Linked DNA regions of Homo sapiens: region 2 is linked to region 1. The links are chromatin loops, found by intact Hi-C in ENCODE. Cell type or tissue: heart left ventricle. All regions are shown on one strand.

Region 1 (8,000 bases):
CCGGAACTTCCTGTCAACCCATATGTTTCTATCCATTTATTCCTTTGTTCACTTATTCATTAATTTGTTCATTTACATTTACTCATTAATTCATTCCATGAAAAATATTGACAAAGTGTCTTTGACCTGACGCTTAAATTATAAGTGCCATTTGAAAATACAGAGATGCGTAGAGAAAAGCTTGATTAAAACAATATGATAAATATTAGAGATGGAAAAATAAAGAATTCAGTTTGGTTGGAACAAATTCTGGACACCTATTCTACTGCCAATCTCAGCCTGGATTAACCTGTCCGTCATCAAGGATAAAGGAATGAGTGCAGCCTGACCAATTCACTGCTACTATTACAAGTAGCAAATCCAACCCACCTAGGTTTCAGGAAAATGAACTTAGCACATTTCCATGTCTGAAGTTTCTTCTACGGAAGAATGCTCATAAGCAGAACAGATGAGACAACATGTATACAAAAGCATGTAGTTTATTACCTATGCTGACTGTGACCAGTTAATGAGTGAACCAACAGGTCTGCACCACACTCAGAGGGCATGTTAAGTCCAAAAGCTGAAATTAACTATTTTAGATTTATTCATACTATTTTCACATGATTTGATTAATTTTCTATAGGACAAAACATCCCCAATTTATTCCCAGATCTTCTCCCAAGGTAAAATAACTGGACAATGTATCATTCTGGCAAAATAGAGTATTTATGTTTTTAACACGATTTCTTCTCATTACAATGAATCAACCTCTTGTTTACGTAGCCAAATAAGCATGGCATGTTGAGGTAATCCTCAGCTAGACTCTTTGTCTTATGCGGTCAAACTCCAGTTTTGTCTTGGTTAACCTTAATTTCGTGTTTTCAAGAAAATAATATATTAGCAGTTACTTCTTCTAGGTCCCATTTATCGATAAGTTTTTATTTACGTCCTTCCTTTCTCCTAAATTCACTGATTTATTTTCTATTTCAACTCACTATTCCTAACATGTTTCTCTCCTTCAATACAGCACAGTGTTCCTCTGTGTTCTCCCTCTGGGTTACATAGTCTCATTCAACCCAAATGATATGTAAACAAAAAGAAGAAATAAAGTTAGAAGTATGAATTAGGTGCAGGGTCTGAGGTCATTAAAAACCTATCTGGGGAATTTGGACCCTTTTCAATGAGCGAAGGAGAATCCATAAACATAACTAAGTATTGGAGAAAGATAATTCAACAATTGCTCTTCAAATTACCATCTGACCATCATGAATTCAGCTGGCTTGGAAGGGCATAAAGCTGCATATTCATGCCAGTGAGAAGGCTTTTAAGATTGTGCAGTGGTAATTTGTGAGGGCTTGGATTGAAGTAGTGACGGCAGTAACAAGATGAAACAGACAGATTTAGATATCAAAGAGCAGTGCAGGCAGAATGAGACCCTAAAGAGCTGAGTCATACACAGAATGGGAGATTGGACATGAGACTAATTCTTTTTTCTCACTTGTAAGTGGGAGCTAAATGATGAAAATACATGGACACCTAGAGTGGAGCAACACACATTGGGGCCTTTTGGAGGTAGAGAATGAGGAAAAACAACTAATGGATACTACTAGGCTTAATACTTGGGTGATGAAAAAATCTGTACAACAAACCCCTGTAACACAAGTTTACCTGTGTAATAAACCTGCACTTGTACCTCTGACCTTAAAATAGAAGTTTAAAAAAATCTACATGAGTGAGAGAATGGTGATGACATTTACAAATGTTAAAAATGCAGAAGTTTTCCAATTTTGACTTTAGGCTTTAGAAATAATGAAGTAATGATGAGCGGGTTGTATTTGTCCAACCAAGGGATGGAAGTTTCAGGGAGAGGTCAGAGCTAGAGATTTAGTTCCATGTGCCATTTACATTTGGCTGCCACTCATGAGCTTTAATGATTTTTCCAAAGAAAAACCACCAGGACAAAGTCAATAGTCTCCAACATCCTCCCCCAACTATTAATATAGTAGCTATCCATAAACATCCTATTGAAATAATCTTCTGAAGATAACCCTAGGAAAATGTTGCTCTAGAATAATTTATTATAGAAAAAGGGTATGTGAAGACGTATTAGAAGACCTATAAATATTCTCATTCTAATAAAATTTGATGCAGAATCTAAGCTTTTATCTGAGAGGGCATCATGTATTGCAACAAGTGTCATTCCAGCTAGATACTACTCTCACTAGTATAATATCAATCATGTTAGTAGCAGGCTAAGTCATATTATTATGCTAATTTTTGACTGACAAGTGATTTTCAACTCTGTAATTCAGCAGCATCTACTTGACTTGTGGGACCTTCTGCTAGATCAGTACCAACCTGATACCTTGATTTTCATGCGACCTCAACCCATAAACTTTGCAAAGTTTAACTACGTTCTCCAAGTCCTCTGGTATTCTGTCTTTTTTTTTTTTTTTTTGGCGTGGGGGGAGCGGGGTGGAAACCATTCTCCCAAATACATCACATATTTATTTGATTTGTTATTTAGTCCTAAGCTGCCTTTAAAGCTCTAACAGTAATAGCTTTATTTGAATTGATAAGTTTTTTGTTGTTTGTTTTCAGTAATGCTACAAATAGAAAAACCACATGCATTATGGAAATAATCATAACCTTTCCACAAACATGCTTTGTCAACATTCTAATATTTAATCAGATATATCTGAAAACATATATATATATATATCAGTTTTCTTTTTATTAATATCTTCTATTCTGTCTGATTTCCTGGGAGTATACCACCAGGTTTAGAAATTACTCATATATTATTTACACACACACACACACACACACATATATATATATATACATAAAGCTATTATTTGAAACCTATTTTCAGAGAGCATTGCTTTAAAAAAGTTAAAAGAAATTAGCCAAGCCAGGCCCAACGCTCTACTTATCCTTTGATACTCACAAATATTCCCGAAAAATATTTATTTTTCATCCATGTTTGCCATCTATCTCTACTACCTTAAACTTTTTATGTTAATAGGATCAATAATTTTGGATGATGATTTTCAATTTTTTTATGACTCCAAATACTAAAAGATAGTTATTGGGAATTTTAAAGGTCTTGTCCTACAAATGTTTCAAACAACTTTGTATCTTGACCTATTATTTACTATTCAGATACATTATTTTATTTTAATTTCATTGTAACTTATTTCTTTCCTGAAATCTAATGTAGATATGTATATGAAGAAGTTGGTTAAAACTATATTTTCATACTATCATAGTACATATGTTTATATTTTATGTATATAAATTTTCTTGAGACAAGCGAAGTTGTTTTTTTATTATTTATATGTTATCTAATAATATTTAGGTAAAAACAAATATTTGATGAATAATCATTATTTTCAAGTACTTGCCTATTTTGTAAATTAATCTAACTACCAGTTATTGTAAATTGCACAAATATATCATTACTCATTTTAAGTCCTCATCTGGATGTCATTTCTCATACCAAGTTTGCTCCTTGGAATTGTCTTAACTCTCTTTACAGAAGAGTTTCTTCCAAAGCCTTAAAAACTTTCTATCAGAAAGAACATCGTCTGTGAAGTCTTCCTAGTGGTTGATCACCACATTCATTTAATCTATTCTCTATTTAGCTCTCATAGCACAGTTCATCACAAAGAGTAAATAACTAAAAATACTTTCTGAATTTCGGTCAATGATGTTGTTTTGCATAAATAAATTTGCAAATTTTTTGTTTCTCAGTAATTCTATATATAGTTCCATCTCACATCAAGAGTAAAAGTGAATTTGTTACTTATCATAATGGCATTTCTCAAAATATTTAATGTACCGAAAATTAAATCAAATAATAATGTATACAAATTAGTTGTTGATACACTTCTGTTGCATTTAATGCAAACTACTTGAGGATCTGTGACGATCCTCAAAAGGCTGAAAGCAAATTAAAAATCCATGACCTTATCAGAGTGTTGGAAGAAAAAAAATCATGGGTTTTAAAGTCAAATTGTCATTGGTGTGGTTTTGAGGAATTACTTAAACTCATGAGGGAGTTATCTCATCTGTAAAATAAGAATCACGAATAAGTCCTCCTTCTTTGTATAAAGATTACTTTTCTCTCCTCTCTGCTAGTCTTTGAGTTCATCCAAGCCATTGTCTGAAAGTTGCATCATCCCCATCCCAGTGCAGAATTTAACACCTAAAATTGACTCAACATATGAGTGAGAAAAAAGGCAAATAATGAGATTTTTTAATGCCCATGAAGAGGAAAAAGTAATTCGTAGGTCTGATACCATTAAGGAAGGACTCCCAGTAAATAGGAGTACTGAGCTTGACACCAGAGTGTGTATGGGACTGAAAAAAAAGGAAAGAATATTTCAGTTGTGCTTCCTCTAAGCCAAACGTAGACCTTCGTGGTAACTACATGAAAGCATCTTCGGCGTGTAAAAGTTCATAAAATGTTCATTAATAAATGTGTTTATGATGAATCTTTCTAGATATGTCAAATCAGTGCAGGACATATGTTTGTCTAGCCTAATGAGTAGAAGTTCTTTAAATTTCTGATCAGCATGCCTACAATGCCAGGATTAAAAAATAGTTAGAAATTAATTACTTAAAAGTATTCTTTGCCTTTTCTTTTTTTCTCCATCTCTCCTATTTTGAATCAATTTGAAACAGAAAGCATAGGGAGAGAATGTTTCATAGGTCATTGTGCCCTCTTGTGGTAATTCGATTTGGCAGATAAATACTGAAGAATCAGGCAGGAAGACAAGAGGCTGCTGGACCCTCTACCCATCCTGCCTGCAACAGATGATGCTCCTCTAGGCATGAAAGCCAAAGTAGCCACTAATGCATCTGAAACTACAGGTACATGATAAAGAGAGAAATTTGACAGAACTAAAAAGAGTTCAATTGTACCCACACTTTCTGAAAAAGCATTTTGTTTTTAGAAGCTGCATAACCTTTGGCTAGTTACTTAATCGTCCTGAGCATCACTAGCCTCTTTTTGAAAATGAATATATTCTCCTGTCCAAACAATTCCATAGGAATTCTGTAAAGATGTCATAGGTTATTTTTTATTAAAGTATTTCGTTATCTAAATGAACAAAATAAAAGGGCATATGATTACTATATTTCGTGGTGCATACTATATATATATATATGCCATAAAAATGTGTAAGTTCAAATAAGATGCATTTAAGTGTATTCATAACTTGCATACACATTGGATATTGAATATCCAATAGCATAACTTTTTTATTATTGACTAGAAATATTGATAACTTTTAGCACAGAAAAATATTAAAGTTGAGAAAATAAACTACTGTATTTTGTGTACAGTTATATCTACTGTTAAAAGAAAGGCTTTAGACAAAATAAATTTAGCAAAGCCTATTTTAGCAAATTTATGAATCAAACAGCACAAAGAACCATGAGAGGTTCAGACAGCTCCCCCCAGCGCATGGGAAGGCAGTATTTATAAACGAAACAAGGAAGCATATACGTATATAGCTTGTGTGGTTGGTTGCAGCTGAGTGTTGACTTTCTTTATGCAGGGTGTGATGAGGCATTTGCCTTATATGGACATGGCCTGAGCAGTTGGCAGCCTGTGATTGGCTGAAGCTTATCTCATGTAAGCGACTGAGACACAGCTACTTGTTACAAGATTATATTCTTAAAATTAGGCTGCAGTTTGCTACAAATTGATTCAAGAGAAGAGGCATTAGGCCACATTTAATTTAACACTACCTATCTACTCCTTCACTAAATATATACAAACCAAATAAAACAAGAATTTCAATTCAGAAAAAACTATTAATTTAGCAAAGAAACATTTAGGTAATTATAACATGTGTTTTTATTTATTTATTCAGCAAGTGATTAAAAATAGTACGGCAGTCTCTGCTTATCAAGGGTTTTGTTTTTCAGGGTTTCAGTTACTGCTGTACAGTAAAAGAAGATATTATGAGAGAGAGAAAGATACACCATAGTCACGTAATTGTTATAATAATATGTTGTAATTATTCCATTTTGTTACTAGTTATTGTTGATCTCTTATTGTGCCTAATTTACATATTAAACTTTATCATAAGTATGTACGGGGAAAAGCATAGTGCATATAGGGTTCAATACTATTTATGGTACTATTCTGGCATCCACTGGGTGTCTTGGAGCATATATCCAAGGATAAGGAGGGATTACTGTACCCTTTGTGCAAGACATTAGTCTTGGAGTAGGGAAAACATGGTGAGTTCCCACATGAAGCTAATGTTTTAGGAAATAAACATAAATAAATAATTATAAGTGTAAAGATAGAACTGTGGTAAATGCCAGAACATGAAATATATATGTATGAGAATGTTTAATAAAGAACATTTTATTAGTTCAGAAAATCCTGAAAAAGTGACGCCTGTGCTGAAATCTAAAAGAATAACAAACATTAGAAGAGCAAAGGATTAAGGATGGATTTGGGAGAAAGAGAAATATTATAGGAAAAAGCAGTTTTTAGTGGGGGGAAATACACATTGAAAGATTGAAAAGATCAGAAAGTCAGAGAAAATAATGGCTTTAGACAAGCAGGAAAGCTCAGGCTTTAAGAATACTTTTATTTTAAGACTTGTTCTTTTTATAATTTTAATTATATAGTTTATTCCTGGAGTTCTGTAAATAAAAAATAATTTCAAAAATCAGCTGAAATAAAAGAGGGAATTCAAAACAACCTACTCCACCCCGACACACATTTGCACAAATGCACACTCACAAAATTACACTCTTTTATCTGTTCATCGAGTGTAGTGGATTTTTTTTTTTTTTTGAGGTGGAGTCTCACTCTGTTGCCCAGGCTGGAGTGCAGTGCTGTGATCTTGACTCACTGCAACCTCTACCTCCTGGGTTCAACTGATTCTCTTGTCTCAGCTTCCCAGTAGCTGGGACTGCAGGCATGTGTCACCAGGCCAGGCTAATTTTTCTTTTTTTTTTAATAGTAGAGACAGGGTCTCACCATGTTGCTCAAGTTGGTCTCTCGAACCCCTGACTTCAAGTGATCTGCCCAACTTAGCCTCCCAAAGTTCTGGGATTACAGGCTTAAGCCACTGTGCCCGGCCATGAGTAGTGAAATGTTTTAAAAGAAAATTGAGAATAAATTTGTCTTTGCTATCTATTGTTTGAGCATATTCTTAATCAGATAAATTTATGGTTACGTGCTCTGTAGAAAATGTGTTTATCACCATTATAAGATACTCTTCTCTCAGCTGTTTCTTCTTGCAGCTGATTCTCTGTTGCACAGAAAGCTTCTGGCAGATCTCCCTCTATTCTTGGTAGTCCTGCCTTGTTTATTCCCCTCCCTCAGAGGATGGGCTGGATCTAGTTAGTGAATTGCTTCTAACAAATAGAATTTGGCTAAAGTGATGAGGTGTCTCTTTTGTAATTAAATTACAAAAGACGGTGATTTCATCTTGCTGGCACGTTCTCCCTGGATCTCAAGTCAGACTCTGATGGAAAGGGTCACCTGCCAGGGAACTGAGGGCAGCCTCTGGCCAGTGGCCAGTGGGACCTGAAGACCCCACTGGCTTACAGCTCCAAAGGAACTAAGTCGTGTCAGCAACCACTGAGTAGCTCAGAAACAGAACTTGCCCCTGCCCCAATCAAACATTGAAACGACTTTGGCCCCAGTCAGCATGGTGATTGCAGCCTCATCAAGGCTGCAAGGTGAGTACTCATGCGAAGTCCCTAGTTTGCCTGGGACTGAGGTTTCCTAGGGTGCAGGACTTTCTATTGTATAATCGGGAACGTCTTGGGCAAGCCCAGATAAGTTGATTATCCTGTTTGTAACAAAAAGTCAGCCAAAGTACCCACAGGAATTGTGAGGGGACTGTCGTGGGGTGGGGGGCGGGGGGAGGGATAGCATTAGGAGATACACCTAATGCTAAATGACGAGTTAATGGGTGCAGCACACTAACATGGCACATGTATACATATATAACAAACCTGCACGTTGTGTACATGTA
Region 2 (8,000 bases), 130 kb after region 1:
TCTCACAATCCTGGAGGGAATTTTATTACCCAAAACCCCAGAGCATCCATGCGGCAGCCTACAATACCAAATGCAAAAACCCAGAGTACCTTGGTATCGGTTAACAAGGGTCACCACACCAAATGCTGAAAATCTCACAGCCACCAGTGAACCCCAAAGACCAAGTTGGTGCCGCTGAACAACGCGATTGGCATCCCAGAATCAACACGAAGGGGGACATCTCACAACCAAGAGTCTTGCATCAAACAATTGACCAAATACAGTTAACAAGAAGCTAAAGCAAAAACTGCAAGTGAAACATATATTTCAGAGCAAAAAAATGAAATGAAATAAAATGGTCAAGAGAATAGTGAAATGGCATTAGAGAAGAAAGGACAAAGGGAAGGGGTAACAAGTATGTCGTTGGTCAGGCATGCTATGGGGAAATTCAAATTTGCTGTGTAGCCTAAGGCCTTGTTTCTTGGCTCACCCAATATTGGGGTAGACTCACCTGCCTGCAGGAGCCAAAATAGTGCCAACTTGCCTACTGGTCTCCTACTTAGGGTCCAGGTAAATGTCTCCTCCCCGGGTTTACCTGGCTTTGGTACCCCTGTTTCAAAGATCGACTGTAGTAATCACACCAACCTGCTAGTCAAGTAATTAAATTGGGAAATCCATCTCACCTCAGTAAGTTCTAAAGAGTAATGACTCATAACATTGCCTAGAAGGCTGGGTCCTGTATAATAGACTCTGCTCTTGGTAAGTCATAGCCTGGTTTAAGGGCCTTCCTCCCAAGAATCACATGTGCACCCTTCATACCAGAAGACATGTGTTTTGCCATAGACTACAGAATGTCTGGTCCTTTAATATGTGTGGTGGTTCTGGGTTAGCTTTCAGTCATGAAATAATCTGTCTCTGGAAGCTTTCCTTGTTTTAAATTAGACAATTCATAATGCCCTAATGTAATTAGTGACAATTAATTAACCATATTATATCACTTGTTGCAGATCATTTTAATGGAATGGGTGTTTCTTGGGAATGTCATTGATTGACAGTCAGGAAAATTCCTAGTCTCTAAATTTCCTCTCTTCCCCCCATCTTTGTCCTCATTACACCGCAGTTTTCTATTCCACTGCCTTTTCATACCAGCTCTTTCCAATAACATGAAGAATGTAAGCAGATTTCTGGCCCACAGAAAGTAGGGCAGATACCTTTAAATTATCTAAAATGTATCTGAATAGCAAATAGTACTTTTTCTTTGAAAATGAAAAGCATTCTTTTTATGCATAAAAAAGTATGCTCTCTCAGAGGAAAATCCGTTTTCATTTACATATACTTTAGTTTAATAATGGTGGTTAATGAACTTAAAACCATGATTCTTAAAGCCAAAAATAAAATAAGAAGATGAAGAGCATTCAATTCAATAAAATGTAAGTTAAAAAGTGAAGATAAAATCATGTTTTGCCAACTACTTACATCATCTTTATCAGGCTCGCTACAGGAGGATTTAATTTGGAAAGATAAAGTGCATTGACTTAGTAGTGAGTCTTTGGGTATTTGGCAGAAGAAGGAAGCCACTAACAAGAAGCTTATCTTTTATAAAGGTTAATTCTCAAGTGGAGAGATTTATAGACTGAAGCTCAATCTTTGTGTCTTTTTTTTTCTTTTTCTTTTTCTTTTAATTTTACTTTAAGATCCAGGATACATGTGTAGAATGTGCAGGTTTGTTACATAGCTATACATGTGCCATGGTGTTTTGCTGCACCCATCAACCCATCATCTAGGTTTTTAAGCCCCACTTGCATTAAGTATTTGTCTTTATAACCAGTACTACTTCCTTTAAAAAAAAAAAAACTGTTGAATTTAAGTAATGTAAAAATGTTAATTAAAATTATAGAATATAGGTGTAACTTCTTAACAGATTCACATATTTATTGTTAAAATTAGTGGAAAAATTAGGATGATTTTTAATTTCTTCTTTACCGATTTTAATTATTTCTCAAATTATCCTGGGAATAAATGCACATTGTTTTTTAAAAGGGAAAATAGTAAGTATGTTCTTTAAGTGTGAGACAGTGTGTATGTGTCCTCACACATAAGGCAGAGTGGATTCAATTATATCTCTTTTCTACCAGCAAAGAGCCCTTAAAATGTGCTATCACAATCATTCTTTTGCCCTGAGAAGTAACAGGAAGATTAAAACCAGTGGTAATAATCTTCACCAGTAAAAACAGTTTGTAGTTCAAATTATGTCTCTACTGTGGTCCTCAATCTGCCCAATTAGAAAAATGATATCATTGGTCTAATATAAACTATGCTTCCATAGGACTCTAATGATCTCCAGTGGTATACACACTAAAAGTTTCTCACAAAAGCCTTCTGTTTGTTTCTTATTTGTGTTGGTGAGAGGTAGTAGATAGGGTGGGGAGAATTATTAGCAAATAGACAACGAACACGGAAATTAAGCAACATGCTCCTGAACAACCAATGAGCCAATGAAGAAATTAAGAAGAAATTGTAAACATTCCTTAAAACAATTAAAATGAAGTACAACATTCCAAAACCAATGGGATACAGCAAATACCGTACTAAGAGGGAAGTTTATAGCAATAAATACCTACATCAAAAAAATTTGAAAGACATAAGCATACTAATACACCACAAGAAACTAGAAAAATAGGAACAAACCAAACCTCAAATTGGTAGTAGTGAAGAAAGTAAATATCAGAGCAGAAATAAAATTGAGACTAAAAAATGCAAAAGATTAATTAAAGAGTTGGTTTTTTGAAAAAAAATTTCAATTGCAAACATTTAATTAGACTAACTTAAAAGACCCAAATAAATAAATTCAGAGACAAAAAAGAAGACGTTACAACTGATACCACAGAATACAAAGGATGATTAGAGAATATTATAAACAACTGTATGTCAACAAATTAGAAAATCTAGATGAAATGGAAAAATTCCTGGACACATGCAGCCTACCAAGAATAAATAGAAAATCAGAGTAGACCAATAACAAGCCACAAGACTGAAGGAGTAATAAACAGTTTCGTATCAAAAAAAAAAATACCTAGGACATGACGGCTTTACTGTTGAATTCTACCAAACACATATAGGAAAAAAATTTGAAGAAAAGGGAATACTTGCAAACTTATTCTATAAGACCAGCATTACTCTGATACCAAAACCAGACAGAAACACAACAACAAAAAACTATAGGCCAATATCCATGATGAACAGAGATACAAAAGTTCTCAACAAAATACTAGAAAACCAAAAACTAACCGTGCAATCCATTTATGCCTAGTGTTCCATCAGTGGAACGCTAAGCATGTGGGAGTTATTTATATCCTACTGCTCAAGGTTATTGCCATGGTCTGATTGCAAAAATTCAAAAAATTGCAAACTCAGGCATAAATACATTAAAAAGATCATTCACCATTGTCAAAAGGAATTCAATCCAGGGAGGTAAGGACGTTTCAACATATGCAAACTAAAACACGTGATAAAACTGTATAATCATTTCAATAGATGCTTGAAAACACTCAATAAAATTCAACATTTCTTCATGATAAAAACTATCAACAAATTAAGTATGAAAGGAGCATACCTTAAAATGATAAAGGCCATATATAGCAAATTCACAACTAATGTTATACTGAATGGGAAAAATGGAAAGCTTTTCCACTAAGATCTGGAACAAAATAAGAGTGCCCACTTTCACTGCTTTTATTCAACATAGTATTGAAAATCTTAGAGCAATTAGGCAAGAGAAATAAATAAAAAGAGATCCAAATTGGAAAGAAAGAAGTCAAATTATCTTGCTTGCAGATGACATCATGCTATATTTAGAAAACCCTATAGAGTCCATCAAAAAACTCTTAGAACTCAAGAAGAAATTCAGTAAGTTTGAAATATACAAAATCGACATGCAAGAATGTTGTATATTGTGTATAGCATTTCTATACACCCACAGCAATCTGAAAAAGAAATTAAGAAAGCAATCCCATTTACAATAGCTACAAAAATGATACATACAAGCAAATATAACTGAAGTGAAAGATCTATAAAGAAAACTATAAAACACTGAGGAAATAAATGGAAGAGAACACAAAGAAACAGAAATATATTGCATGCTTATAAATTGGAAGAATTAATATTCTTAAAATGTCAATACCACTCATTGTACAGATTCAATTAAATCCCTATTAAAATGCCAATGAAATTCTTCCCAGATATAGAAAACACAATCTTAAAATTCACTGGAACCACAAAAACCCCTACTATCCACAGAAACTTTGAGCAAAAAGGTCAGAGCTACAGGTGTCACACTAACTGATTTCAAATTTTATTACAAAGCTATGCTATAGAAAATAGCATGGCATTGGCATAAAAACAGATACATAGACCAGTGGAACAGAATAATAAGTCCAGAAATACATCCATGTATTTACAGCCAACTCATTTTCAACAAAGGTACCAAGAACATACACTGAGGAAAAGACAGTCTTTTTAATAAATGGAGTTGGGAAAACTGGACGTTCATATGCAGAAATACGATTCTAGACTCCTATCTCTCACCATACACAAAAACTCAAAATTGATTAAAGACTTAATGTACTACCTGAAATTATGAAACTACTAGAAGAAAACATTGAAGAAATGGTTCAGGACACTGCTCTAGACTATGACTTTTTGTGTAAGACATCTAAAGTACAGACAACAAAAGCAAAGATAGACAAATTGGATTACATTAGGCTAAAAAGCTTCTGCACAGCAAAGATAACATCATCAGAGTAAAGAGATAACTTACAGAATGGAAAAAAATATTTCCAAATTATCCATCTGAGAAGGGATTAATAACCACAATAGAGAAGAAACTCAAACAAACAAACACAAAAAAACAAATAATCCAATTAAAAAATCGGCAAAGGATCTGAAAAAACATTTCTCAAAAGAAGACATACAAATAATCAACAGGTGTATGAAAGATACTCGACCTCACTAATCATCAGGAAAGGGCAAATCAAAACCACAATGAGATATCATCTCATCCCATTAGGAATGGCTATTACTAAAAAGACAAAAAAAATCAGAAGCTGGTGAGAATGTGAGTAAAGATTAACTCTCATACACTGATGATGGGAATGTAAATTAGTATAGCCACTATGGAAAGCAGTATGAGGTTCCTCAAAAAACTAAAAATAAAACTGCCATATGATCCAGCAATCCCACTGCTGAGTATATATTAAAAATAAAGGAAATTGGCATATAGAAGCTATACTTATACTTCCATGTCTATAACAGCACTATTCACAATAGCCAAAATTCAACCTAGGTGTCCACAAATGAATGCATGGATAACGAAAATATAGTACATACACAATAGAAAATTATTCAGCCATAGAAAGAATGAAATTCTGTCATTTTCAGCAACATAGTTGCAATTGGAGTCATTATTTAAGTGAAATACACCAGTCACAGAATGACAAATATCACATGTTATCACTCACTTGTAGGAGCTCAAAAAGTAAATCTCATGGAGGTAGGCAGTAAAATGGTGGCTACCAAAGACTGTGAAGGGTATGAGGCAAGTGGGGCAATGAAGAGAGGGTACAAAAATGCAGTTAAATTGAAAGAATAAGTTCTAGTGTTTGATATCACAGTAGGATAACTATAATTAATAATAATTTATATTTCATAGTAGCTAGTAGAAAAATTTGGAATGTTCCCAAGACAAAGAAATGATACATATTTGAGGTGACGAATATCCCATTTATCCTGATTGCTACACATTGTATGCTTGTATCATAATATCACGTGTACTCCAGAAAAATGTACAATCATTACGTATCAGTTTTAAAAATTAAGAAAAAAATGCAGAGTAGTTCTATCACCACAGGTATCTCTATAATTTTGTCATTTCAAGGATATTATATAAATGGAATCATACAGTATATCATTTTCTGGGAGTGACTTTTTCACTCAGCTTAATTTTCTAGAGACTCATAAAAGTTGCCGCATGTATCAACAGTACAATTTGTTTTCATTTCTGAGTAGTATTCCATTGCGTGGCTGCACCATGCAATGTGCATAGGGGTCATCTCTAGTGTTTGGTTGTTATGATAAAGCTACTTTGAACATTTGTGTATAGGCTTTCATGTGAGCATAACTTGGAATTCCTCTGGGATAAATACCCGAAAGTGCAATAGTGGGACATATGATAATTACATATTTAGTCCTCTAAAACACTGCCAAACTGTTTTCCAGTGACTGTGCTCTCCGCCAGCTCTGTGTAAGGCTTTAGTTTCTCCACCTTCTCAGCAGCATTTTGTTTTGTCATATTTTTATTTCAGCTATTCTGATAGACGTGTAATGATATATATTTGTAGTTTTCAAAACAATTATAAGATAAATTACAATCTCAATTTTACCAAAAGAAATGAAAGATGGGCCCTTTTATTGTCACTTTTAGCCAGGTTAATTCCATTTGACATAGTAAATCCACTTCCTGGAATCTACCCTACTAGTAAGGAGACAGTTCCCTCATTCTCACTCCAAAATCAAATCCTCTCCTGATTATTTAGTGTTCCAGGACAGTTTGCCAATACTTAAGGACGACACACGTCGTGGGAATGTCAGCCTCCTCGTATTCTGGACAGTTCTTATTTTTTAGTGCAAATATATAAATTGGCATTCTTGTCCATAGGTCAGTATCCTCGGGTAAGTCCATCTGAAGCAGTCCTGAAGATAGATTTGAACTGGGTTTACTGACAAGTCAGTTTCTAATAACCCATCATCACAAAAGCAAGACCCAGGGCCTTGGAAGAGTTTTCTAAAATAATAATACTCAGAGCAAAGCCATGGCAACCAGCCCCTCTCATGGGGACTGCTCAACATCCCTGCAGGCAATGTATTGGCACCTTCTGCAGTAACTATTCAATTTTACAGGTGAATCTTTCATACAGAGAAACTTGATAGCCATAGATATCATCTCAGAGTCTGGATTTTTTAAAACGGAAAATCTTCTTTCTTGAGACTAATACCACTCAGATTTAATTTCTAAAAATGTTTATGATCCCAGCAGGTATAAAATTAATGAGCTGAAGAGAGAGATTAACAGCAGAGTCTAAGTTAATTCTCTCTGAGCAGGAAGTATGAAGATTTACTTATTTTCTTTTTTTTACTATACTTTAAGTTTTAGGGTACATGTGCACAACATGCAGGTTTGTTACATATGCATACATGTGCCGTGTTGATGTACTGCACCCATTAACTCATCATTTACATTAGGTATATCTCCTAATGCTATCCCTCACCCCTACCCCCACTACACAACAGGCCCCAGTGTGTGATGTTCCCCTTCCTGTGTCCATGTGTTCTCTTTGTTCAGTTCCCACCTGTGAGTGAGAACATGCAGTGTTTGGTTTTTTGTCCTTGTGATAGTTTGCTGAGAATGATGGTTTCCAGCTTCATCCATGTCCCTACAGAGGACAAAGATTGAATGAAAAAATTTTAAAAGTACTTCAGAACTTTCTTCTCCTTTCTCTCTCTTTCATACATCCACATAGACATATACACATAGAAGTAGATTAAATATCATATTATTCCTACTGGAATTAATAGAAGCCAATGGACAATTTCTTATCTTGAGTATCAAATATATCCAACCATATTTGCCAAAATTCGATTTAAAAAATATAATTGTGTGTCTATGAATAAATGAAGAAGACAAAGAAGAAATGTTTCATTGCCGCTTCTCTTTGTGTTATTAATAAAATCTCTTATAATCCTTGGAATAATCTTTGGAAGTTACACAATAATTGTTTCCAAAACACTTAAAGTAGGATTCATCAGATGATAAATTCTTTATTTTTGATGCCTATGTGTCTTATTGTTTCTATACCTCATTCATTAAAAGCATAATAATTAATGCTAATGTTTTGTGTTTGTCAAACACCTTTTTTAGGTGTTTTCAAAATAACAGGCTTCATGTGCATTAGTCCTTTAAACCCCTA

Evidence for each region. Hi-C counts contacts between places; a loop is a spot of excess contacts. Peaks named below come from ENCODE experiments on the same cell type or tissue, not always from the same donor. Only the 100,000 strongest peaks of a DNase experiment are listed, where the experiment ranks them.
Region 2: it touches region 1 in a loop (2.4-fold over the local background); 9 of 110 quality-filtered maps call a loop at or near these places.

The regions. Positions count from the first base shown.
Region 1 is chr2:13,190,833-13,198,832 of GRCh38, reverse strand. The region is part of intron 1 of LOC105373436 (a long non-coding RNA gene); the gene reads right to left. All of the region lies in intron 1 of LOC105373484 (a long non-coding RNA gene), which reads right to left. Among named protein-coding and RNA genes, the nearest start is that of MIR3125, 460 kb to the right of the region's middle. In heart left ventricle, a CTCF peak has its summit at 4,712 (motif pointing left); no DNase peak of the experiment used is centred here.
Region 2 is chr2:13,060,415-13,068,414 of GRCh38, reverse strand. The region is part of intron 1 of LOC105373436 (a long non-coding RNA gene); the gene reads right to left. Among named protein-coding and RNA genes, the nearest start is that of MIR3125, 330 kb to the right of the region's middle. In heart left ventricle, no CTCF peak of the experiment used is centred here; no DNase peak of the experiment used is centred here; H3K27ac peaks cover 361 bases.